2 separate regions of the Homo sapiens genome follow, and region 2 is linked to region 1. The links are chromatin loops, found by intact Hi-C in ENCODE. Cell type or tissue: transverse colon. All regions are shown on one strand. Links, peaks and the distances in the headings refer to the core of each region. The heading gives the core; the rest is flanking DNA. Region 1 overlaps FSIP1 (fibrous sheath interacting protein 1). Region 2 overlaps FSIP1 (fibrous sheath interacting protein 1).

Region 1 (8,341 bases), core at 177-8,176:
TTATCACTTAATAGAATGAAAACACACATGTACCATGAATAGGAGAGGGAAGGCATTAAAAAAAAAAGACTTCTTAAGGTCAATTTTCCAAAAGGTCTATGTTTAAATGTTCTAACAAAATCTACTGCATAAGGACAAATAGATATTAAACTGTTATATTGGGAAAAATACTGCATGACATAGAATGTCTGAAATCCAAAAATAAATTAATATCACTACGCTTTGCCCTTTAATCAAAAGTAAGTTAGTCACTGGTATTTAATGCACACAAGAATCTAGTATAACATGGACACATGAAGGGGAATATCACACTCTGGGGACTGTGGTGGGGTGGGGGGAGCGGGGAGGGATAGCATTGGGAGATATACCTAAGGCTAGATGACGAGTTAGTGGGTGCAGCGCACAAGCATGGCACATGTATACATATGTAACTAACCTGCACAATGTGCACATGTACCCTAAAACTTAAAGTATAATAAAAAAAAAAAGAAAAAAAAAGAATCTAGTATAAAATTGCTACCAAAAAAAAAAAAAAGAAAAATTAGAGAAACTTGAGATTGTACTGGCAGCTTGAAATTTTCTAGAATTCTAAATTTTAATTTTAGTCTCTACCTTAATATAAGATATTTGCCAAATGTCCATAGAATTGAAGGTTTTGTACTACTCACTAACAATATATAATGTTTGCTTAACTTGGGTTTGATGTAGACCAGTGGTTCCACAAACTAGATCATAACCTTAGAAGGTGAGACATACGCATCGTAAGTTCTTAAAAGTTCTCCAGGTGATTCTCATCTGCCGTGGTTGGGAACCACTGACACAGACCAATGCTTTCCAAGACCCCACCTTGTTAGGAAAAGAAAACACAAGTATAGCAGTTAAGAACCCAGGAGTAACTCAGAAGAAGTAAGTTAAACAGATTTTTAAAATTATAGTGATGTAAATAAGATACTAACATTGGTGCCCAAAAGTAAAGGTAGGTTGGAAATGGTGAAATGTGTGATGTAATTGGTAGTTTGGGGCCTATCAGGGAGACTTCTTGGGAAAGTCTTAATTATAAACTGAATTATAAAGGTCAAGAGTCAGTAAATCACAGAATAAAGAGGCAGGCATTTTAAAGATGACCCCTTCAAATAATCTGAGCATTCAAGCCACCAAGTAATAATGACTATAATTATCATGTGTTCTATCTTTATTTTATATCATTATTTAAAAAGGAAAGCTATTTCAGACTGGGATTTCTTGTGCAAAGTTTTTTTTTTTTATTTGGGTTTTTTGTAACTTATGGAAAATATTTCACCCAAAAAGGAATGGAAATCTTTATCCAGCCTAAGAGTGAGTGGAAGAGAACTAAGCAAACGGAAACAACCAATAGCTCAAAAGCTGAGTACCATAAACACCTACACATTTGACTGGACACGATTTCAGTCTTCTTTAAGAGGAGGGACTTAAGAGTCTTAAGAGTTTTCAGCTGGAATAAGATGTATAAGGATAAATTATGTTTATTCACATAAACTGTTTTGCAATATGAAAAGACCAAAAACACCTGTAAAGCCAGTGTGGCTCCCACTCCAGGAACTCTAGCTGGTAATGTTTCCTGACAGAGTAATTTATCCTAAATTTCACATCCTGCAAGCATAAGGGTCAAATATATTTTAGTCATAAAGACACTATAAGTTTCCGAGTAGAAATGCTTCAAGTTTTCAATCTCCAAGAACATTTGTCCCACCTATTCTGATAATACTTTACTATCCCTTTGTTTTTCAAGATACCAGAAATGACTGAGATGGAATTTACTCTAGCTTACTTCTTATATTTAAAAAGATCTCTTGCTTTTGCATTTATCTAGGCACATATAAAAATCAATATGTGACCTACTACTACCCAGACAGAGGTTAGCATCATTTTCTAAGGCTCCTTGCTCTTCACTGTACTTTGGTCTTTTCCATCCCTGCCTGACTCTACACCACTCTCAGGCTATTCTTCCCAGACACTTTTTCTACTCTGCCGTCGTCCTCTGCCCAGGAACCAACAAAGCGTTCCCTGTCGGATCAAGTCCTGAACACTCAGCTTGACCCTCTCTAATCAGAAGAATCTGCCTCTTCAACTTTATTTCCACGTTCCCCAACCTTTTCATTCTAATTAAGCCAATATCCCGATTGCCTTCCATAGAAATCATGTTTTCACTCACATACCTACTCAGTAAACACTTATTGAGTGCCAGCTGAGTGTCAGGCCTCGTGCTCATTTCTGGCCCCACACTTTTGTTCCTGCTGGCCTGGCTCAAATGCCAAGTCCTCCACAAAGCTCTCTTCAGCTGTGCTGATTCCCCACTCAGCGTCCTTATCCTCGGGATTCCCCACATCAGCATTCGCAACCTGAACTCACACAGCACTTTTCTAGAATACTTTCAGACATTCTGTTTCAAATAAATTTGGAAACTCTGGTTCAAACTCAGTTGGACAGGTTTCTCTACTATGGAATTCTCAGAGGCTTTAATAAGCTACCATCAGTTGTGAATTCCTAAGAGGGTTATATAATATTCAGAATTTCACAAAATTCCTTGGCCATAAAAATTTTACAGTATAATTGCTGAAATCCCAGGACAATCTTATTTGGGAAATGTTGCCTACTATTATTTAAAATTGGTACCACACAATTTATCACTTAATCACATTGCTGGCTATATGGTATCATCCTGTTACTTCTCTGTCTTCTTTCTATACATCTTTGTCCTTTTCAAATACCCAAAATATTAAGTCCTCCCTTATGACTAAAAGTAAAGAGTAAACCAAAAAATACTGTCTCAACCCTTGGGGAAAGTTTTCTAATATGTATTTATTTACCTCCCTGCCTTAGTAAGCAGTACAATCAATGGATCTTTGATGGCTGAGACAGGTTGAAATGGCAAAAAGACAACAGCACCACTTTTGAAAACGACTTTATGTAGACCACCTCCCTGGCCTCAGCGTCCTCATCTGAACAAGAAGGGAACTTCCCAGTTCTGACGGTCTATCGTACAGCATCTCAGCGTTGTGATTCTTAAATAAGTATTCACTGTACAATCCTATAAAGGTAAGAGCTAAACAATCAGATATCACCCCCAGAACATTCTTCGGAAGTCTCTGTGCTCTGCTTTCTTACTAATATAATAATAGCTTGTTTTCTTATGATTTTCCTCCTTCGAATAAAAACAATTCCTATTAATTTAGGTTTCCTGTCATTTGGCTTTGAGTTAACACAGGCTTTACTTGACAGGGAAGGGAATGACTCGGCAATCACAGCAACAGCCACACCTGCAGTGCTCCTTCGTTTCCCAAGTGCAGCCAGTAACTGGTCAGATGGAGTCCCAGAGGGCATGGGCCACAGAGAGAGGAAGTCATCTGATGGGAGGGTGGGCATGAACCCATGGACATGAACCCATGAAAAACAGCTGTCATGTGTCTCCATATCTAGTTATACTTCAGGTTCTAGTGGATGAACAACCAACCAACCAATTTGTTTTATAATGTAGGGTTTCCTAAGTTAACAAATCTTAAATTTCTTAAGCTTCCAGAGCCCACTGGAAAAAGATCATCACAATTCTAAGACTCTGGAAATGATGAATGTCAAAACAATCTCTATTCCATTATTCCAATAAATTTTGTGACATTGATGTGATTTTCACACAATGTTTAATGCAAAATGACAAGCAACTCAAATTTCCATATTATTCTTTTAACCATCTGTAAAAAATAGATAAATATGACATCTGGTGAAAGCTCTAATGAATGAAAAGTGCATTATTTCCTCCTCACAGCAGGTGTGTGACTTTGGGCAAGTTACTTCTCTAAGCCTCAGTTTTCTCATCTGTAAAATGGGGCTTATTTCATAGAGTTGTCCTGGGTGTTCAAAAAAATAATGTATTCAAAACACTTAACACATCATTGTGTGACTGTTATTGCTTTTTTGCTTATGGTTGTTGTTACTATGATTATCGTTTGACTAGTGTTATTGTTATAAAAAGGACAGTTAGAAAGAATTCTATTAAACCTCTGGAGATTACCTCACTTCGATTTGAAAGCCAATTCTTTCTGCACTGTTCTAAGTCAACCTATACAAATTGTTAGATACAAGTTGGAAAAGCCCATAAAATCGTGTGGTCTCTTTTGCCTTTAATAGATTCCTCCTTTCAACCACTACGTATCTATCTCCCCCAATTCACATCATCAAAGAAAGCTTAATGCAATTAAATGGGGAAAGAAGTTAAGATGAAATTAGACAAAGCCACATTAAAGCAGTCAGCTCAATTCTTGACACACAGATTGGAGGACAAATAAAGGGGTGAATGGAAGAGATGTTTTTCTTCCTAGGCAGCAGGCATAAGTTACACTCCCATAAATGTCAATAACCAGCTGTGTGACTCTGAGTGGGTTGAGAAACTATTAGAATAGATGACCTCCATAGTTCCCTTCCAGCTCAGCCTCAGAGCCCACACTGTTGCTTTCTGTAAAGTTAAGTCTGAAGGGGAGGATCGGGCTAAATATTACCATTTTAAAAAAGAATGCTAGTGCTATTCAAGAATGAAGTTTAATTCTCAGTCCTTTGGAATACAACTTCAACTCATTTACTTAGATAAATGCTTTCCAGTACATTTATTAAGAGAGCAAGAAGTGATGTTTTGATTAAAAGTGAATTCTAAACATTTGCTACATTCAGAGCAGTACTTTGTTAGTTATATTTTGAACTTGCATCTGTATTTATAGAAGCAAGTTCAACTTATATATATAGGACTAAGAGCTGTTGAAATAAAAATTTGCTATAGATTTTGCACATTTCGGGTGATTAATCAAAAGATTTCATCTACCTAAACATTTCTTTCCATTTTTTTTCTTAATCTTGGATCCTACTTATCTAAGCAGGCTTCCTTTCTACTGGATATAATTTCAATAACTTCAAAAGCAAACACAAAGTAATCTTATCTGTGACATTTCTCAAACACTTTTTTCTAAGTCTTTCTTATTTCATTTGTTATACACAAACCTAGATGGTGTAGCCTACTATACACCTAGGCTATATGGTATGGCCTATTGCTCCTAGGCTACAAACCCGTACAGCATGTTACTGCATTGATTACTGTAGGAAATTACAACAAAATGGTAAATATTTGTATATCTAAACACAGAAAAGGTACAGTTAAAAATATTTTTTTAACGGTATGCAGGCTGAATACAGTGGCTCATGCCTGTAATCCCAGCACTTTGGGAGGTTGAGGTGGGTGGACCGCTTGAGCTCATGAGTTTGAGATCAGCCTAAGCAACATGGCAAAACTCTGTCTCTACAAAAAATACAAAAATTACTCAGGCGTGGTGGTGTGTGCCTGTAGTCCCAGCTACTTGGGAGGCTGAGGTGGAAGGATGTCTTGAGCCTGGGAGGCAGAGGTTACAGTGAGTGGAGACCACGCCAGTGCACCGTAGCCTGTGTGACGGAGCCAGACTTTGTCTCAAAAAAAAAAAAAAAAACCCAAAAACGAAAAATGGTATGCCTGATTACTGATTAGGGCACTTACCATGAATGGAACTTGCTCTGGGTGAGTGGTGAGTGAAAGTCAAGGCCCAGGACATTACTATATACTAATGTATATTTTATAAACACTGTACACTTAGGCCACACTAAATTTATTTTTTAAATATTTCTTTTTTCAATAGTGAATTAACCTCAGCTTAACATAACTTTTTTACCTTCTAAACTTTTAAATTTTTTAAAACTTTTTTACTGTCTTGGTAATAACATTTAGTTTAAAACACAAACACATTAGCTGTACAAAAAAACTTTCTTTCTTTATATCCTAATTCAATAAACTTTTTTCCATTTGATACAGTTTGGCTCTATGTTCCTGCCCAAATTTCATCTTGTAGCTCCCCTAATTCCCACCTGTTGTGGGAGGGACCGGGTGGGAGATAATTGAATCATGGGGTCAGGTCTTTCCCATGATGTTCTCATAACAGCGAATGAGTCTCAAGAGATCTGATAGCTTTAAAAGGGGGAATTTCCTTGCACAAGCCCTTTCTCTTTGCTTGCTGCCATCCACGTAAGATGAGACTTGCTCCTCCTTGCCTTCTGCCATGACTGTGAGGCTTCCCCAGCCATGTGGAACTGTAAGTCCAATTAAACCTCTTTCTTTTGTAAATTGCCCAGTCTCAGGTATGCCTTCATCAGCAGCGTGAAACAGACTAATACACTATTTTTATTTTATTTTTTTTACTTTTAAATGGTACTGTTAAAAACTAAATAGAAACACACACATTAGCCTAGGCCTACACAGGGTCAGGGTCACCAACATCACTGTCTTCCACTCTACATCTTGTCCCACTGGAAGGTCTTCAGGGGCAGTAACAAGCCTAGAGCTGTCATCTCCTACGACAACAATGTCTTCTTCTGGAATTCCTCCTGAAGGAACTGCTCGAGGTTGCTTTGCAGTTAATTTATTTTTTTAATAAGTAAAAGACTCTAAAATAATGATTAAAAGTATAGTATAGGAAATCCATAAACCAGTAATATAGTCATTTATTATCACTGTCAAGTACATACTATGCATAATTGTATGTGCCATACTTTTATACGAATGACAGCACAGTAGGTTTGTTTACACCAGCTTCACCACAAACATGTGAGTAACCTGTTGTGCTGTGATGTTACAACAGCTACCTAGTCACTAGGTGATAGAAACTTTTCATCTCCATTATAATCTTATGGGACCACCGTCGTATATGCAGTACTTCAATGACCAAAACATCCTTATGTGATACCTGTGTACTAAATGTTTGAAATATTGCAACTCAGCAGAAATTTTAAATGGATCATTTATAGAAAAACTGCTAGAGCTCTTTGAGAGACAATAAATCCAATTCAGTCTGCCCAGTCAGAGCAAAGACAACCCCTTCAGAAGTTTTAAGAGGAAGCAAGAGCATATATTCTCTCAGATATAACACGTATATTCGTTTTTCAGCAGTTGCAGGACTACTGGCTGGCTGGAGCTAGTTCACAAGGACAACCACATCAGTCAGGAAGACCTGTGACCCAATGGCTCTCATGTGCTCATGGACTAAACAGGAAACAAAATTCTGCGACCCCAAGTATGGTAAATGATGAATGGCAAGAAAGCAACTGGTCTATCTTCTGATCATGTAAATTCCTTTCCTTTAAAGGGAGGTTTGTCTGCCCAGAGGCTTAAAGGCAAATCATGAAATCACGTGTCTTCTGGAAAAAGACACACCAGCTGATAAAAACATGGTTTCTCCAATAATCAGTTAAAAACATCAAAATATTTATAATTATGTGCTATTGCTTGAGCTGGCATTCTCTATTTCTCATCACTTTCATCAACCAAAGTTTATTAGGGTATGGAAGTTGATAAAACTTAGAGAAAAATCCCAAGGAAATTCCATGTCTTTTGTGTTCCCTCAAACTGAAGTTTTCCCAGTATCTGTTTTCTCCTTATTGGCAATGGTGAGAAGGAATACTATATGAAAAGAGATTTAAAATCTATCATAGACTTTGTCATATGAGAACAATCCTTTCTGGAAAAGAAATGTAAACTTACAGGGATTTCTTAAGGGTCTCCATGGATATACACCATCCCCCTCCTCCAGTAGCTGTTAGCTTTTATGTGCAAATGTACTGAACTAGAGACCTATTATATCAAAAGGACATTTTCATCCTAGAATATTTTTCAGAAAAACAAGCCTCAAAATGTAACTCTTCTGTGCAGATGCAATCACCCAATCAATTCTTCTGCTGATTCAACATTCTAATAAGACTAACAATCCATTCATTCATTCATTCATTCATCCAGCAAACATTTATTGAATGCCCACTACAAAGTTCAGTGTTGTAACGACTGAGGCTCTGAAAATCATGGCTCCAAAACTCAAAACCTATGAAACCTTGGATAAGTTTCTTAAACTCTCAAGTTTCGGTATCCTTATTTAAAATACTAGTTGCTGGTATGCAGCTACTTTTTATGAACCAACCTAGAGAAACCCCATCCTCCTTATTCAGATGCCCTACTGGGAGGAAGGTGCGTGGGTCAACCTAGAGGAAGACTATGATATATTTTGAAATGATCTTAGGATAGGACACAGAATCTCAAGCAGGTTGCTCTGGATCTTTCCACTGTTCCAAGAACAAGGATCACTCACCAAGGCACTAAATGCAACCATTTCTGTTGCATACAGACAGAGAAAATTAATACATTTAACAAATGATTAAAAGAAGTGTTCAGGAAGAATTCAATATAGAATCACATAACTAGAATGGCAACTATTGATTAGATGAGGCTGAAAGGGCAGCTGTGTGTATT
Region 2 (8,341 bases), core at 100-8,099, 43 kb before region 1:
TTAATTTAGCAGCCTGGACATTCCATCCCAGGAACTCTGATTTCAGCAAGTCTGGATAGGTCCTTGGACACAGCTAGAAAACAAACAAGCAAAAAACTCCCCAGATGATCTTGATACTCACTGTGGTTAGGAATAATGCTCTGCAGTTTGTAACAGGGCTTCTCAAACTTTATTGCCGGGAAGTATCACCAGGGATCTTATTAAAATGAAAATTCTCATGCCTTAGGTTGTGGGTGGGCCCTTAGGGGCCCTGCATCTCTAACAAGCTCCCAGTGGTTGGATTGCACTACAAGCAGAGGAGACTTACAACATGGAATGGAAATTCAATGTCTCCAAAGGACCAAGCCCATGAAGTAGAGAGGGCTAGGTGGGGGCTGTGTCCTCTTGGAGAATACACATGCCTTCTAAGGGGAGCATCTGCTACTCAGCTCCCGTGGGTGGTGGTAGAACTTGCTGATTTGTCAGAAATGTCAGAAATCTAGCCTTTTATGGAAAAATCTCCTGACAATGTTCAATGTTAAACGCCATGTAAGCCAACCAAGTCCAGTCCCAGAGCTAATCATTTTATTTGAATGTTCTCATTTGATCCTCATTACAACCCTACAGGGTATTAAGCCATCTTATATGATAGACAAGGAAACCAAGGTGTAGAGGAGAGAGAGAGAAATTAACTAACTTACCTAAGATCTCCATCTAGCAGCAGAGCAAGGATTCAAACCCAGGTCTTCCCTACCCAGAACCCATGTTCCTAACCACTAGGCCACTTCCCACTGGTGGGTGGTAGGCCACCCTCCCTCTGCTAATCTAGGTTCTAGCTTGGGATTCTGCTACTTACTTGGACTCCCTTAATTTGGTCCTTTGAGTAACTAATCTGCTCTTTGGTTTTATGTTCACAGTTTCAATTTAGAGTGACCAACCATTCCAGTTTGCTAGAGACTGAGGATTTCCTGGAACATGGAACATTCAATGGTAAAACCAGGACACTTCTGAGCAATCCAAGACAGTTGGCCACTATAGTTTTCATTTAGGGGTATTATTTTAAAAAGAAAACAAAACTTACATGACTCTTGTTGCATTTACTATAGGCTTTTAAACTGACACACAATTGTACATATCTATGGGATACACAGTGATATTTTAATACATACAATGTCTAGTGGTCAAATCAGGTAAATTGCATACCCATCACCTCATTTATCAATTCTCTGTGTTAAGAACATTCAAAACCTTCTCTTCTAGCTATCTGAAAATATATATTATTGTTGACTATAGTCACCCTACAGTGCTATAGACTATTAGAACTTATTCCTCCTATAAAGCTATAATTTTGTATCCTTTAACCAATAACTCCCTATCCCTTCCTCCCTGCTAACTTATACAATTTTTCAAGAATACTGTTCACTCAACAGGTCCAACGAGAAATTCCACTTTGTTTTTCTTAAAGAATTAGTGCAGTTCTGTCCCCATTTTTTACTGCACAACTGATTTTGTGTCCGTTTTTGCCCTATTTTACTATGTTTGTTATTTGCTAATACCATGTTCATCTTTATTTTATGAATTTCTGTTAATAATTAGCTCAAATGCTTAGTAGGAAGGGAGAATACTATACAAGCATAGGTGGCTTTTGCTTTGATTACCTAGAAAGCAACTCAGTATTAGATAATTTGATTAAATACTAGACTAACTCACAGACCTGATCCTTTTTGCTTCGGAAGTGCCAGTACATTCAGGATTGTCTCTGAGGTTAAGTGTGACCTGACAACACTTAATCCCCACTCTCCTCATGCTCCCACAAGGAGGAACTTGCAGTGGAAGCATCCTGGCCTCACTTCACACCCTCCACACTGTCCGTGGGAAGCTAAGTTTGGGAGATGAAATGGCATGCTCAGCTCAGCCCCTGCCTCCTCAGGAGTCAGCACCCAGCTCCCACCTGACCCTGCTCCCCAAGGCTCCATGCTTCGCTCCTCCACCCTATTGGTTTTACATGGACAGGTCTCCACAGATGATGCCTGAGATTTTCCATCTCTGCCAGTGACTGGGTGAGTACGTTTATTTTAAAGGCATAGCATTGGAAGCCTGTCTGGCTGCCCACCCGGATCATGACAATCCTCTACATTTCATTAGCAATAAAGCGAACCTCCTTGATCTCCATTTGTCAGAATCTATCTCTCTCTCAGTCGGTTCTGACCTGGGTGGGGAAGAGAAGAGTGCTAGTTATTTGTCCCGTAAAACCCCAGTAACTAGTGAGTACAATGCTGAATTTACTGAACCTTGTATTCAAAAATTCAAATAATACTGGTTACCATGAAGCTTAAAGCACAAACATTGATAATGTGTTTCACATTGAAAATTTTTAATACAACTGATAGGCAAATCCTTATTTTTCAATACCACCATTTAAATTGGTCTTCAAGGTCACTGAGTTTGGTTTTAGTTTTGAAGCCTTATCTGACTCTGCCTTTTAGAAGCACAATTGAAATAGTTGGAACAGACCTCAGCACATCAAGGAAAAGACAACTACGTATCAGTAATACTTGCTATTGAAAGAGAAAACAATAAATGGCTTTTCTTATTTTCTTCCTGTCTGCTTCCAGAAATCTAATCCGAATCACACTCTTGTGTATCTATTTCCTGAGAAGGAGGTAGAACAGAAATGTAACAGCCAAACACGCAGCAACTCCTCATTAGTTATGTCTTCAAAGGGCTTTTTGTCAAGAAAACTGACACAGCATTCAGTTTTGATGCACACTTTTGTAGAAAGCACATAATGGACAATTTAGTATTTTAGAATAAAATTGATCAGCAAGCTATTTTAATAATTATAAATAATGAGGTTAGTAAAACTCCAACTTCAGATATTCTAACATGCTCAAAGTAATAATGTAAGACCTATTCCTTAGAGCTTATTATGTAATAAACAGAAAGTAAAATATGGTTCACATATTCACACCTAAGACACCTTAATCATAGTCACAGGGTTAATTGTTATAATTGCATATTAACATTATCTGGTATAATCAGAGCCATGTTCTATGTCTCCATAGCTTCTTTCCATTAAGTCACATTAAGTTCCAATTCATTCCATCTTGTCATGCTCTACCCAGTGACAGATATGCATCAGTGTGACTCATGTTCACATAAAAATAAAGTCATATCTTAGCAAATTACTTTTCTAAACCCCCCTATATATGGACTCCATGGGAATGAGATCCCATACACAAGAAATGATTGCATCCAATTTTGTAAGTTTGATTTCAGAAGTCAGAGGAGATTCAGATACTTTCTAATAAAAACACTTTATCCAAAAAGAAGGACAATATACTTCAATTTCAGAGTAGAACAAAGTTTTCACAGTTCATTTATTAAATGAAGATCTTTGGTGTGAAGAAAGCAAACCACACCCATCTAACTGAATTGCATTTGTAAGTGAACTCTGCTGCTAAATAAAAACATTACAGCTGGAAGTTCTACTCAGGAAGATGGCAGAATGGGTGTTGCTCAGCTCCCATACCCCCAACAAAAATCCAACCAACTATTTACAGACAAGAATATCTTCATTAATACTCCTGAACTCCCTGAACGTGAAAAGCTGAGACACCCCCTTGGACCACATAACTGAAAAAAGCCTCATTCAAGGGGTAAGTGGAATAGAGGAATGGTTTCACTTTGACCACATCACCACTCCCCCAAACCCTGCCACACCTCAAGCCAGCACAGCACCACACACAGAAGATTCCCCTGGGCCCAGAGTTTCTACAGTGGGAAAAGAGAGAGGCAAACATTCAGCTTCCCCAACATTCTGGGACCCTGAGCAGGAAGCCCACTCATTATTATCTCCCGGGAAACACTGGGAGTACAGGCAGGGCTAGACCACCTAGGATCAGCCAGAAACAAAGAACAAAAGTGAGACTCACAGAAACGAGCACATGGATCTTGCAGTGGCTCTGCATTCTAGCCAATGGAGGCACTCCACCAGAGAAACTGGCCAACAGCATTAGCACTGTCCTGCAGGAAGTATAGTCAACTGATCTGCCAGGCTTCATTCCCTAGCCAGCTTCCCCACCTAGCTCTGGTGCTCTCCTTAAGCCTTCCCCAGGCCAGGCAGCAAGGGCAGGTCAGTGATTACCTAAGGAGGGTAGCAACGGGCCCCACCCAACCCCAGCAGCCAACTAGCCTAACCCTACCAAGCCTTCATGTTCTGCTTAAGGCTTGCCAGGCTAGGAGGCAAGTGCAGGTCAATGAATGAATATCTATGGACAAAAGTACCTGGCCCCACCCAACCCCAGCAGCTGCATGGTGACCCCACAAAGCCTCAGTGCTTTGCTTAAGGCTTCCCTGAGGGAAGCCTGCATCCATGTGTTTCTCTAGACGATAGCCTGGCCCATCCTGAATGGCTGAGCACAACAGCAGAAACCTCACCCAGTCGCTGAGCCCAGCACACAGACCTGCCCAGCTACAGATTAAAAACAGCAGTACTTCCCAGCCAGGGAAAACAACATGCAACCCTGTGCAATCAGAGGCTATTACAGAGCCCAGCCAGTAGCTCCACCTTAACTGTGGAGTCCAGCTAGTGATCTGTCTCATCAGACCACAGAGCACAGCCAGAAGTTCCACTTGACCTCAAAGAACAGCCAGCAGGCTGGCCCAACAGCAACACCAACAGCAAGGTGTACCTGTCTGGGGTTGTTACCAGCTGGCCTATCCATAATCAAATGCTAAACTAACTAGTGAAGGTCTACCACTGTGAAAGAAAACCTTCAAGGCCAAAAGAGGTGGCCATTTCCTCAAATGTGTAGACAACAAGGTTTAGAAAGAATCAGGGAAATGTGACACAACAAAAAGAAACTAATAAAGCCCCAATAATGGACCCTGAAAAAAATGTAGAGCTATGAAAAAAGAATGAAGAAAGCCTACATAAATCTATGGGACACCATCAAGAAAACTAACTTTCTTATAATAAAATTCTAAGAAAGATATGATAAAGAAAAAGGCCCAGAAAATATATTTAAGAAAATATGGCTGAAAGTTTCCAAAATTTGTGGAAATATGACAACATCCAGGTATAGAAAGCTCAGAGATCTCCAATTAAATTCAAGCCAAAGATGAGTGCACCAAGACAAATCATAATCAAACTATTAAAAAACAAAGACGGTCAGGCGCAGTGGCTCATGCCTGTAATCCCAGCACTTTGGGAGGTCGAGGCGGGCAGATCACGATGTCAGCCTGGCCAATATGGTGAAACCCCATCTCTGCTAAAAATACAAAAATTTGCTGGGCATGGTGGTGCGTGCCTGCAGTCTCAGCTACTCAGGAGGCTGAGGCAGGAGAATCGCTTGAACCCAGGAGGCAGAGGCTGCAGTGAGCCAGGATCATGCCACTGCAGTCTAGTCTGGGTGACAGAGCAAGACTCTGCCTTAAAATAAAATTAAATTAAAATTAAAATAAAACAAAGACAAAGAATCCTGAAAGCAGTAAGAGATCAGGAATGTATAATATTCAAGGGAGTCCCAAAACAGCAACCAGCAGATTTCTCAGCAGAATCCCTGCAAGCCATAAAAGGGTGGGATAATATAATCAAAGTGTAGAAGAAAAACAAAACTGGCAACCAAGAATACTTAACTCAGCAAAGCTATTCCTCAGAAATAAGGGATAAATAAAAACTTTCCCAAACAAACAAAAACTAAGTAAGTTTATCACCACTAGGCCTGCCTAACAGGAAATGCTAAAGGGAGCTAAGCTGAAATAAAAGGCTCCTAATTGATACATAAAACTTATAAAAGCAAAAAGCACTAAATGGTGTAAGTAAGACATAGTCATATTCAGAATAATACTGTAAGGATGATGTGTAAAGGAATTTTCTCTGTATTATGAGAGTTAAAAAACAAAACTATTAAAAACAAATGCAGCTATAATAAATTGTTAAAGGAATCCAAATTACAAAAAGATGTAAAATTTACATCTAAATCATAAAAGTTGTCGGGGGGAGGGCGTTAAAGTATTGAGATTTTATATGTGATAAAAGTTATCAGCTTAAAATAGCCTGTTATAATAAGATATTTTGTTGTTGTTTTTTTTTATTTTTTAAGGAGATGGAGTCTTGCTATATTGCCCAGGCAGGGCTCAAACTCCTTGGCTGAAGTGATCTTCCCACTTCATCCTTCCAAGTAGATGGGACTACAGGTATGCACAACCATGCCCAGCCTGTACAAGATGTTTTATATAAACCTGATGGTAAACACAAATAAAAACCTGTAATAGTTGCACAAAATATAAAAGGAAAAGATTCAAAGCATACCATCACAGAAAATTATCAAACCACAAAGGAAAGTAGCAAGAGAGGAAGAAAGAAACAACAGCTCTACAAAACAACCAGAAGCAAATTACAAAATGGCAGTAGCATGTCCTTACCTATCAGCAATTACCTTGAATGTAAATGGATTAAAGTCGCTAGTCAAAACACATAGAGTGGCTGAATGGGTTGAAAAAATAGTAATAAAAGGCCAACTATATGCTACCTGTGAGAGACTCACTTTACTAGTAAGAAAATACATGGACAAAGTGAAGGGATGGAAAAGTTACTCCATGCAAATGAAAACCAAAAGAGAGCAGGGGTTAGCTATACTTATATCAGACAAAATAGACTTTAAGTCAAAAGCTACACAAAGAGACAAAGAAGGTCATTATATAATGATAAAGGGATCATTTCATTAAGAGGACATAATTGTAAACATATACACACCCAACACTGGAACACCTAAATACATAAAGCAATTATTACATGATCTGAGAGATAGACTGCAATAGTATAAGAGTAGGGGACCTCAATACCCCACTTTCAATGATGAAGAGATCATCTAGACAGAAAATCAATAAGAAAACATTGGACTTGAATTACACTTTAAATCAAATGGACCTCACATTCATATACAAAACATCACACCCTACAGCAAGAAAATACACATTCTTCTCAAGCACACATGGGACATTCTCCAGGATAGGCCACAAAACAAGTCTTAATGAACTCAAGAGGATTTTAATCATATCAAGTATCTTTTCTGATCACAGTGGCATGAAACTAGAAATCTATAACAAGAAATCTTGGTGAATTCACAAATATGTGGAAATTAAACAACATGCTCCTAAACAAACAATAGGTCAGAGGGGGGAAAAAAGGAAATCAAACTATATTTTGAGACAAACAAAAATGGAAACACAACATATCAAAACTAATGGGATGCTGACAAAAGCAGTTCTAAGTGGGAAATATAAAACAATAAATGCTTATTATCAAAGAAAAAATCTCAAATAAACAATCTAATGTTAAACCTCAAAAAACTAGAAAAAGAACCAACTAAGTCCAAAGTTAGCAGAAGAAAGAAAATAACAAATATTAGAGCCAAAATAAACAAAATGGAGACTAGCAACAATAGAAAAAATCAACAAAACTAAGAATTGGCTTTTTGAAAAGATAAACAAAATTGACAAACCCTTAGCTAGACTAACTAGGAAAAGAAAGAAAGAAAACTCAAATAAATCAAATCCTCTGAACTCATCACACCATCATGTAATGGGAAGATAATGATTATGACCATATTTTTGTCTCATGATAGTTTTAGCTTATACAAAAAGTCTTAATATAAACGACCAAAAATAAAGAAATGCTTAAATTATGATACATCATAAGATACATTGCAGCCATCATAATGAATGATTTAGAAGAATATTTAATAACACAGAATGCTCAAAATATAAAAGAAAAAAATATCAGAATATATTATAAGAAGAATATGAAGACAATTTAAAATACACAACTAGAAAAAAGATGAATGTTAATATTAACAATGAATAGGTCTGGACAATGATTTTATCTTCTACACTTTTCTGTATGTTTCAAATAGCCTTCAACAAATTTACATTTGTTGTGCGATTAGAAAGCAATAACAAATACTTTTTAAAGTCTTTAAGCTCAAAACTTCTGCTTATTTAAAACAAAACGAAAATGAAATGAAAGAGGAGACATTACAACTGATACCAAAGAAATACAAAGGGTAATTATGTAAAATTATATGCCAACATATAATAACCTAGATATTTTATTGGATAACCTAGATGTGAACAGATTCCTGGACACATACATCCTGCCAAGGCTGAATCATAAAGAAACAAAAATCTGAACAGACCACTAATGAGCAAGGAGGTTGACTCAGTAATAAAAAGCCTCCTATCAAAAAAAGGCCCAGGGCCAGATGGCTTTACTACTGAATTCTACCAAACATTTAAAGAAGAACTAATACCAGTGCTTCTCAAACTCTTCCAAAAAACTGAAGTGGAAGAAAGCCTT

What was found. Peaks named below come from ENCODE experiments on the same cell type or tissue, not always from the same donor. Only the 100,000 strongest peaks of a DNase experiment are listed, where the experiment ranks them.
Region 2: it touches region 1 in a loop (2.9-fold over the local background); 8 of 110 quality-filtered maps call a loop at or near these places.

The regions. Positions count from the first base shown.
Region 1 is chr15:39,647,692-39,656,032 of GRCh38, forward strand. All of the region lies in intron 10 of FSIP1 (fibrous sheath interacting protein 1), which reads right to left. Among named protein-coding and RNA genes, the nearest start is that of THBS1-IT1, 66 kb to the left of the region's middle. In transverse colon, for the core only: no CTCF peak of the experiment used is centred there; a DNase peak (open chromatin) is centred at 3,333.
Region 2 is chr15:39,605,250-39,613,590 of GRCh38, forward strand. All of the region lies in intron 11 of FSIP1 (fibrous sheath interacting protein 1), which reads right to left. Among named protein-coding and RNA genes, the nearest start is that of THBS1-IT1, 23 kb to the left of the region's middle. In transverse colon, for the core only: no CTCF peak of the experiment used is centred there; DNase peaks (open chromatin) are centred at 4,142 and 4,506; H3K4me3 peaks cover 1,750 bases; H3K27ac peaks cover 2,402 bases.